Regions from separate parts of the Homo sapiens genome. Here region 2 is linked to region 1. A link is a loop called in an ENCODE intact Hi-C map of the cell type or tissue named here. Cell type or tissue: breast epithelium. All regions are shown on one strand. Links, peaks and the distances in the headings refer to the core of each region. The heading gives the core; the rest is flanking DNA.

Region 1 (5,386 bases), core at 140-5,139:
TAAAAGCACAAAAAAATTAGGCGGGCATGGTGGCGGGCGCCCATAATCCCAGCTACTCGGGAGCCTGAGGCAGGAGAATGGCGTGAACCTGGGAGGCGGAGCATGCTATGTAAATGGCACACCTGGTCTGATCAATCTCTCGTGCCCTATGTAAATCAGACACCGCCTCCTATAAAACCAACCTCTTCTTGCCCTGAACCCGGAAACCCGTTCGGGACCCCTTCCTCTGCACGAGGGAGCTTTCCTCTTTCTTTTTCCTTTTTCTTTCTTTCTTTTTTTCTTTTTTTTTTTTTTGAGACGGAGTCTTGGTCTGTTGCCCAGGCTGGAGTGCAATGGCATGATCTTGGCTCACTGCAACCTCCGTCTCCCGGGTTCAAGCGATTCTCTCACCTCTGCCTCCCGCGTAGCTGGGACTACCGGTATGCGCCACCACGCCCAGCTAATTTTCGTATTTTTGGTAGAGACTGGGTTTCACCACGTTGGCCTGGCTGGTCTCGAACTCCTGACCCCAAGTGATCCGCCTGCCTCAGCATCCCAAAGTGCTGGAATTACAGGCATAAGCCACCTCGCCCAGCCTCCTGTTTCTTTCATCTATTAAAACTCCACTCTTAAACTCACTCCTTGTGTGTCCTCGTCCTTCAGTTTCTTTGGCGTGAGACGATAACCTCAGGTATTTACCTCAGACAACTCTGCTACTTCAGAAGTATTTACTTTATTAAATGAATATGATTTATTGTTTTGAAGTAAAATGTTTAAGGTATGCATGTATTTTTTATGATTTCCCACTTTAACTGATTTTTTTATTAAATGAAGAAATGGTCTCAATCACATTGGCTAACATGGCCTCTATTTATTTAATTCATCTGTTTTTCCCACTTTGGGGCATCAACAGCATGGAGTATTTGGAAAACTACTTGTATTTGTAAAGAGTAAAATGCAGTTTAACAAAGAAGTTAGTTTGTCATTGTATAGTTCAGGAACTCTGGCCTGGATGAGAGCATGAGTTTGAAATTTTGTCCTCAAGATTTTGTTTTTATCTTACCATCACCTTTTATGCTTAAGTTTATGATTGGCCATAATTATCAAATTGACACATTATGTCATGTGAAAATCTGTTTACCAAACTTTTCTATTAATAAACTTGATGTTTAATTGTAATATTAAGAGTCACAGAGTGCTGTAGATTCTGTTTGTCATAGTTGTGTAGCTTTTAGAGTTTAGGGAAATCTAGTTTTTAGAATTGACACAATGATTTTTAATTTTAGCAGTGTGTTGAATAACCTGTGATATACCATTCACTTATTAACTTCACATTGTTGTATAATAAGTTATAAATTTTAGATCAGATAAGAAAGTAAAACTGGTATTAATTTGGGAAGAAGAAATTGCAGAACTTGAGTGATTTTTCCAAATAATGTGTCAGCTGTAACTTGAATGTGTTATTTTTATCCCCAAGGGTATTTTGAAATATACTTATGTGAATTTCTTATAGTTTATTTTAACCATAAAACTATTTTGATATTTTTATAATGCCATCGATGATACTGTATGCATAGTGAGGGCATGGGTTGTCTGTTCTTACCACCATATTCCCAGCACTAGCATGGAACAAATGAATAAGAACGGAGTAAAAATGCATAATCTAAACTTGACTATGTGTGTCTTCAAAATAATACCTTTAAGTTATTTTGAAGGAAAAAACTATGTATCCAACAAATTCAAACAGATACTTACAAAATTAAGACGATTGTAAATGTGTGTTGTCCTCCTTCTCATTGTTTTTCACATCCAAAAATGTCCTCTTGGAGCCTCTTATCTGAGTAGCTTCTGTGGATCTGATGATGCTAGGATTTTATTTTTTCTTTTATTTTAAAGTTCTTCTGATTACATCATCTCTTTGTATAGACATCATTCTTGACAGATGGCATTTATTAAATATGGACAGTAGCAGGCAGTTAAAAAGACCTGCATGAGATAGGCAGGAACCTTTCTTTTTTCTTTCTGACTCTCAGAAGCAATACCAGCATTAGCTTTATTTAACTTCTAGATTAATTTAAAAAGAAACCTCTTTAAATTATGACTCAACAGGTACAGGGTGAAGTGGGGGAAATGTATGTGTGTTTTAAAGCTTCCCAAGTGATTTTGACCATCAGTTAAGTTTAGAAACCACTGATTACAATTAATTTCCTTAGAATTTGCTCATATATTTAATTCCAAAGAGGAAGAAAATTGAAATTTTAAAAAACATATGAGTATTTTTGGAGATGACATAACTTTCCTTTTATTGTGTTAAAAAAAGCTTTAAGAACTGTTTTTTTCTGCATTTTTATTAATTATCAAGATTTAGTGATGGTTTAGAGAGCTAAAAACACCTTTAGGGTGAATTCAGAAGATCTAGCAGATACAATGATGAAATATGATCAGCAAGCTTTAGGAGAGGATAACAAATGTGTGATTTTGAAATCTCTTCTATTTGAAACCAATCCAGAGTCTTGAATTTGATCCAGTATATAGTATGCTACAAATGGAAAGATTAAACTGGAGCAATATAATTAGGGTAAGCCATTGCATCTGCACTTGTATCGCAGCAACTGAATTTGAAACCAGCTGCAAAATGGTGACTAATCTCTCTGGCAAGCCCACATGAGAGTGTAGTACAATAAGCCAGCTTCAGCCTCATGAGCACATGTTTCTTCAACTTGCCTCTGAGCAGGTGATGGTGATGATGCAATCTGATTATACTTTTGAATGTATTCTAACCACAGTCAACAGTAGAGTCTCACAAGGGATTTCACAAAAGACTTCAAACCGACTGTATATTTTTCAGAGAGTTGAGCTATAGACAGCCATGGAAAGTAGTAGTTTTTTTTTTCACGTTAGTGACTACTGTACTTTGCAGTACTTTATAATCTTAAGTTTAGGAGGCTTTAGTTTTCATATGTGAACTGAAGATGAGAAGAATAATGTGGAAAGAAAGTACTTGTACTTGGAGCTTTTATTCTGAATTGTTCACAACAACTTACACTGATCAATTAAAATAATTAAATTGTCTAGACTATTTAATTCTGTACAAACAAGAGATGGTAAATCAGTGTACTGTGTTTAAGTGGTACACTAACCTTTCCATATTCAGAGAAGTACCTCCCTGGGTCTTGAACATTAAAGGTGTTTAATAAGTACTCAGTTTGACTTGGACTTGAGCCTTTATTTTTGAAGGGAATAAAGTTTCTTCTTCCAGTGTACCTCAGAGGGACTTGGTAAGCATGAATAAAGCCATCTGTTTGAAAATGTATGTCATTTTTGGAAAAGTGCTACAGAACCTAAAATACAGTCACAAGTATTATTTCAAATGTATAGTTCAGAAGTAGAATACTTAGAAATTGCTTGTTAATCTTAATTGTAAATAGCTAAAAAAAATATAGCTTGCAATAAAGGACACAAGAGCATTAAAATATAAAAGTCACAAACTATACATCTCTGAGAATAAAGGGGGAAATGGGATGTAAAAACCCTAGGCTGGTGGCACTCACAGTTGGTATACAGCAGAATGACTTTGGCTGCTTGTCAGAAGCGAATAACCCTGGGCCTCTTCCCCATCACTTCTGATTTTATAGGTTTGGAGTGTGTCCCAGGCATCTGTGTTTTTAATCATTTCCCCCCCTAACTTACTCTCCCCATCTAAACTTGAGAAACACCCAGACTACTGTAGTATTATGGTACTATAGACTACTGAGTATTAGTACAGTACTATAGTGCTGACTAGTAAGCTTCCTAATTGCCAAACAAAAGAAAAATTTTCACTGTCATCAAAAGAAATAAACTTTCTTCATGGTAATTATAAAAAGACTTTTTGAGAAAAAAAAGCATCTTCAATAGTGATTTTGTAGAAGAAGCCAATTTGTTTTTTTGTGTATTTTTATTTAAACATTTTTATTAAAACAAGGGGCATTTTACTGAAGAATTAAGAGCCTTCAGTGAAGGCTAAGTGCAGGTGTGCTGCCTTCTAGTAATCCAGACTAGGTGGTTAGTATGAGTTATGGGTTGAATTCTGTCCCCCCAAAAAGGTATATTTAAGACTTCACCCCCAGTACCTATGAATGTGACCTTATTTTGAAATATAATCTGTTTGCAGATGGAATCAAGTTAAGATGAGGTCATACTCATTGGAGTGGGCCCTCCTCCTTCACTGACTGATGTCCTTATAAGAAGAGGGAAATTTGGACACAGGGAGACACAGAGGAGAAATGGCCATGTGAGAGAGGCAGAGATCGAAATGATGCCACCACAAGCCAAGGGACACCAAGGATTGCAAGAAACCACCAGAGCTAGGAAGAGGCAAGGAAGGATTCTGCCCTAGAGACTTCAGAGAGAGCTTAGCCCTACTGACAACTTGATTGACGATTTCTAGTCTCCAGAAATGTGACAGAATAAATTTCTGTTGTGTTAAGCCACCACGTTTGTACCATTTTGCTATGGCAGCTTTAGGAAACTAATACAGTATGTGAATCTCTTTTTCTGTCATTTGGATTTTTGACAAGTTTCTTTTCTCACATATTCCATATGTGTGCAGAGGTTCATGAGCTCTGGACCTGTCATTGTGGTCAAATTTGAATTCTACTTTAAATGTTAAGGCACCTGCGTGAAAACCACACTACTGCTGCATAATTGTGAGCCGTAGGGGATACTGCCATTAGGAGCCATTTTTCCTTAAAAGGAAGCTCATGCATTTGAATAAGTAGTAAATGGTGATGGCAGAGTTATGTTTCATAAAATATGGAGGAGACTTTTGTCATCAGCAGGAACTGTCACTTTTATGATCTTCTACTGGAATGAAAACTCACTTCCACCCCAGGAAAGATCTCTGCAGAGGCAGTGAATCAATCTCTGTGCTGCCTCTTCCTCCTCCTTGATCTTTTTTGTGATTGTCCATGAGGATTTTGCTACCTGCCCTCTCAGGGATTTTACTGAACTCCCCATCTGTGATGGTTAATACTGAGTGTCAACTTGATTGGATTGAAGGATGCAAAGTATTGATCCTGGGTGTGTCTGTGTGGGTGTTTTCAAAGGAGATTAATATTTGAGTCAGTGGGTTGGGAAAGGCAGACCCACCCTTAATCTGGATGGGCACTATCTAATCAGCTGCCCGCTTGGCTGGGATATAAAGCAGGCAGGAAAACGTGAAAAGGCTAGACTGGCTTAGCCTCCTAGCCTACATCTTTTCCCATGCTGGATGCTTCCTGTCCTTGAACATTGGACTGTAAGTTCTTCGGCTTTGGGACTTGGACTGGCTTCCTTGCTCCTCAGCCTGCAGACGGCCTATTGTGGGTCTTGTGATCATGTGAGTTTAATACTCCTTAATAAACTCTCTCTCTCTCTCTATATATAT
Region 2 (5,386 bases), core at 253-5,252, 240 kb after region 1:
GAACACGTGGTATATCCTAGGAACTACATAGGTGTTAAGTGATCAAGTAGTGAACAGAAGAGACAAACAAGGTCGCTGCCTCTAGAGACTTTACAATCTAGTAGGAAAGACTTGCCATTAGGAGGTAAACAAATGTGTATTGACAACATTTAATGAGCAAAATAGATGGAAAAAACTGACTTAATGATAGATTATTATAGGTTATTAGTGATGGGTGAGGACTCAGGAAGGACATTCTAAGACATGGCATTTCAAGGGAATTGAGGAGCAGGGAGGTAGAAGTGATTTAGGCTGAGGAGACACCTGTATGCAGGCCATGCAGGAGCGTTTCAGGGGAAGTGAAAGGAGGCATTGTGGCTGGAACTGAAAAGGGGAGGAGAAGAGTAGAGCAAAAGTAGTCAGGCCAGGTCAGGCCTTTTAAGCTATTTTAAGGAATTTGGATTTCATTGCAAAGTTATTGGAAGACACCAAACCTTTTTTTTTTTTTGAGATGAAGTCTCAATCTGTTGCCAGGCTGGAGGGCAGTGGCATGATCTCGGCTCACTGCAACCTCCACCTCCCTGGTTCAAGCGATTCTCCTGCCTCAGCCTCCCGAGTAGCTGGACTATAGGCACGTGCCACCATGCCCAACTAATTTTTGTATTTTTAGTAGAGACGGGGTTTCACCATGTTGGCCAGGATGGTCTCGATCTCTTGACCTTGTGATCCACCTGCCTTGGCCTCCCAAAATGCTGGGATTACAGGCGTGAGCCACCGCGCCCACCCGACACTGAACATTTTTAAGCAGGAAATGTGGCTCAACATATTTCCAAGTTTACCCTGACTAATAAGTAGAAACTAAATTAAAGAAGGCAAGAGTAGAAGCTGGGAGGCAAGTTGAGTAGCTGCAGCAATAGATTAGGTAAGAGATGACAGTAGTTTGACTTAATGTAATAGCAGAAGAGATAGAAGTGGATGGATTAGACATCCATTTATTAAAAACAAATGAGAGGACTAGCTGCTGGGTTGGAGGGGGCGATGGTGGGGAGAAAAATGAGAAATCAAAAATATTGTCTAGGTTAATTGTTTGGAATAACTGGATAGATGGTGAAACCATTTGCTGAAATGGGGAAAAAATGGGGACAATTTTCTCAGAGGTTAAGAGAAAGCAGGAATATGGAAATTAAGATTTTAGGCCCATTTTAGACACATTCACTTCAAGTATTCATGGGTACTTGACGTATCAAGCAGGCAACTGAATATACAAATATGAATCTTGGAGGAAATGTCTGGGCTGGAGAGTTTCATTTAGGAGTTGCCAGCATTTTGCAGTATTTAAAGCCATGGGAATGTCTAAGATTACCAAGAAGGTGAGTTTATACAGAAGCAAGCAGAGAATAGAGGCCAATTTTTAGAGGGAACTAGAGGAGGAAGAACCTGAAGAGCACTGAGCAGTAGTGGTTAGAGAAGTAGGAAACAGAACAGGTGAGTACAGTGTCCCAGACTCCTATAGAAGAGATTTTTTTAAAGAACTGAGCCTGACCAGCAATGTGGAAAACTGCTAAAAGCTGGAAAAGGAAGAGGTCCCAGAAATATCCACTGGGTCTGGCAATATGGAGGCAGTTGATATTGATTAGCAGTTTTCAGTGGCATGAAGCCAGATTGGAATAGACTAAACAGGAAAATAGTAGATTAATAGGATTAAATAGGATATCAGAAGTAACATGTAGACATCTCTGTCAAGAACTGTTGCTGTGACAAGATCAAAGAATTTGGACCATAGATGGAAAGGGATGGCAGAAGAATCTTTGTTTTGCCTTTTAAAGTAAATGTTGGCATAACAGCATGTTCAAACATTACTGGGAAAAATCAATAATTTGATGATGAAGAAGATGGAGATAATAACTGCAGAAATGAAGTCCCTGAGAGACAAGAGGGTCAGAATTTAAATCAGAAGTGGAGGAGATGGCTTTCGATAGGAAAGGAGAACATGTATTACCTGTACAGAAAGGAAAAAGAAATTGATCCAAATGTTGAAAAAATCATAGATTTGATGGTGGGACTGTAGTGGAGATGTATCAGCAGGAATGGGTCTGGAGTTGGGGTGGTTTTGGAGGATTGAATAAAATGCATAAGAAACAAAATAATCATCATGGGAAAGTGAACTTCCTCTCAGACTCTCTCCCTCTTTCTGGTCACCTGGTGTGATTTCTCCTTCTTTCTGTAAGTCACTTCATTCTTTTCTCTCAGAAGGCAGGTTTCCTCTGCTTCTCTGTGCCCATGACAGAAAATGGCCACTCTATGCACAATTCTTTATAGAAAAATATTTTATTTCTTAATTTCAGATTCCCAAAGGAGAAAATTTAATTGGCCCAGCTTTAGTCAGTTGTTGAACTCGGGTGAAATCAACCATGGCCAGAGGGGCAAGGTTATTTGGGACATACATAGCTGTCAGGCCCAAACCCTCTATGTGTTGGGGGAGGATTGGTTCTCAGAGAAGAGGGATATTAGTTTGTCAGATGACCCACGAAGCAGCTACCAAACTTATTTTCTGAGACCCTGAACTCTATTTTAAGGAGTACTTCTGCCCTGCCTTCTTTTCTAGTATTGTTTTCTTTCATTTTTTTTTTGTTGTTGTTGTTTTGTTTTGTTTTTTACTTATCCCTCCATGACTCACGTATAAATTTTCACAATTTTGTTTTTCACCTTCTTTTCATTTCTATGCTTTTCTCCTTTGTGACCATGGCTTCAGCTACCATATGGACATGGATAGCCCCCAAATCTATATCTCTTGTCTTCTCAACTTCACTGTCGTTTAAAAGCTGTCTCTATTTGGATATTCTCTGGTTATTTTATTTATAGCTGAACTCATTATCTTTTCACCAAACCTCCTCCTTCCCTTAGCTGCCTTGTTTGTGTTAAAGCCATGACTATCTTCTCAGGCATCCAAGCTTGAATCTTCAGAACTGTCTGGCGTTCTCTTTTCAAAGTCCACATGATCATCAGCTGAGAAGGAGCATGACTTTCACCTTATTTCACTCTCCATGTCCTTTGTCATTCCCCTGACTCATGCCACCTAAACTAATGTGGAGTATCCTCTAAACCTTCTACATCGTCTTCCAACCATCAATCTCTAATTCAATGCTTTAAGCTATTCTTGCATTAATCTTCATAAAGCACAGCTCCACTCATGTTCTCTCCACCCATTCAAGAATCTTCAACAGCTCCTCACTGCATATCCAATAAAGTGCAAACCTTACCTGGCAACCAAGGGCCGTCATGACCCGTCATCAACAGGCTAAGACTTATCTTCCATTAACCATCAGCCAAAGGCAAACTGTTCAATCATCTTCTGCCTGGTTTTGTGCATTCCTACCTACATGACTTCTTCATACTCTTCTTCCTGAAGCCTTTTCTCAAGTGAGCTTTCCTTTCCCTCACTTCAATAATACTCTATTTACATCCTTTTTATATAAGGCAAATCTGTAGATATGGCTTTAGCTTTGTCGGCATATCTTTTTACTCCTCTTTACCAAAGTGTGAGAACAGGTAAACCCTACTGAGTGTAAAACAGTGTCTGACACTTCAAAAACATTCAATAAGTAACCTGACAAGGAGTTGCTATGGCTTGATGCTAGTATTGTTGCTACTAAGCCCGCATTTAGCCTTATTAGGGGCATTAATATGGACCTTTTCAATAAGATGCTGAGTAGGGCACTCTGAAAATTGTGTTTCAAAAAGTTTAAAATAATAAAAAGAAACTTCTCTAGTCCAGCACTGCTGATGAATTGACGGCACCCTAACAACAGTCCCTCAACACACTTACTCGTGTGGCAAAAAATAAGATTTGGCCACATAGGAAGAAACCTATGACATACTTTAATGACTTTCAACTCTCAATAAAAAAAAATAACATTATGATAATCAAACATATTCCCTTCATAGGACTACTATTGCTTTCAGGTATTATGAACACTCTATTTGGGACTAAAACAAATAGAATGTCACACCATAGAAAGAGAATATTTATAGTCCTTTGGCCCCCAAGTTTTACCTGTGAATGTGCTGACTTTATACAATATAGTCTTTTAGTTACATGGTGAGAGTATTATGCATCAGCTTAAGATGCATTGGAGGTGCCACTGGCATCATAGTTGGCAATTGGAGCTGCTATGGCGATGAAAATCTGAAAAACCAGTGGTTTTCATTACTGTTTTCTATTTTTGAGAAATAACTGTACACTTATTCTGGATGACCTTACCAGTTAAAAATAAAATATCTATTACTATTGCTTCTTCTGAACTTCTTTTAGAAACAAAGTTTTCATTATTTACATATAATAGTCTCGTCTACTTAATTATCATTTATTTTCAGTTCCTTTACACAGGTCTCTTGAGAATAGCTCTTCTTAATAGTGAGATAGAACTAAATACCAATCAGCAGATGTCACTCCTTAAGTGATCCTCTTCAGTTTTCTCTGTTTATTTCAGTTGTCCTTTTTTTTTCAATGCCTTTTCTCCATTGCCAATTCTATTTTCCTTCTTTTGGAGATAGGTTCCCACTCTGTCACCCAGGCTGTAGTGCAGTGGCACAATCATAGCTCACTGTAACCTCAAACTACTGGGCTCAAGCGGTCCTCTGCCTCAGCCTTGCCAGTAGTTGGGAATATGCCTGGCCCCCATTTTCCATTTTCATCCTCTGATGAGCCTCCAGGAGCCAGTAGGTCTAACAACCATAATGCAAGGTATTCTATCTTTTTGAATGGCAGCTTCAATACAAATATCTGTGTGGTTTACAGTAGCCACATCAGATATTTTTCTACTCTGCGACTAGGCTTTTGTAGCAGAGATACACCTGTTAGATTTTTTTTCCTGAGGAAAAGCACAAGTTTTAGTTCATAAGATAAACACTGGCTAAAATTTGCCACTCTTAACAACATTAAACAAATATTTATTGATCATCTACCATATACTAAGCACTGTTGTAGAGATTCAGCAGTTATAAAACTGATAAAAAGTCTTCACTTCATGGCTGTTCTATTCTAGACAGACAAAACAAAAAATAATTATAATATATTATGGTTTGGTTGCTGATAAGTACTCTGCAAAAAGAGTAGGATAAAGAGCAGGAAAAGCCGAGGGGTGCTTACAATTTTTAAAAAAGTGTTCAGGAAAGCTCTCATCATAAAGGTGGTGACATTTGAGTAAAGACCTGATGGAAATGAGTGAGCAAGCCATGTGGATATCTGGGCAAGAACCTTTCAGGCAGAGGGAACACCTAGTGCAAAGGTGCACGTAGGCTGTCACAAGCAGTAAGGAGTTTAATTTAAGCATCTGCCAGGGACAAAAATTCAGTCAAGGCTTTTTTGTTGTTGTTGCTATTAGGAATCAATCTACAAGAGAGTTTA

Evidence for each region. Peaks named below come from ENCODE experiments on the same cell type or tissue, not always from the same donor. Only the 100,000 strongest peaks of a DNase experiment are listed, where the experiment ranks them.
Region 2: a loop joins it to region 1, with 11 times the contacts of the local background. A loop is called at or near these places in 2 of 110 quality-filtered maps.

Annotation. Positions count from the first base shown.
Region 1 is chr7:7,716,781-7,722,166 of GRCh38, forward strand. It overlaps RPA3 (replication protein A3), which reads right to left and starts at 1,827. Exons shown (of 8, transcript NM_002947.5): 1 at 1,735-1,827. The region is part of intron 2 of UMAD1 (UBAP1-MVB12-associated (UMA) domain containing 1); the gene reads left to right. In breast epithelium, for the core only: no CTCF peak of the experiment used is centred there; a DNase peak (open chromatin) is centred at 2,651.
Region 2 is chr7:7,960,103-7,965,488 of GRCh38, forward strand. All of the region lies in intron 1 of GLCCI1-DT (GLCCI1 divergent transcript), which reads right to left. Among named protein-coding and RNA genes, the nearest start is that of GLCCI1-DT, 6.0 kb to the right of the region's middle. RefSeq lists an enhancer at 101-230. In breast epithelium, for the core only: no CTCF peak of the experiment used is centred there; no DNase peak of the experiment used is centred there.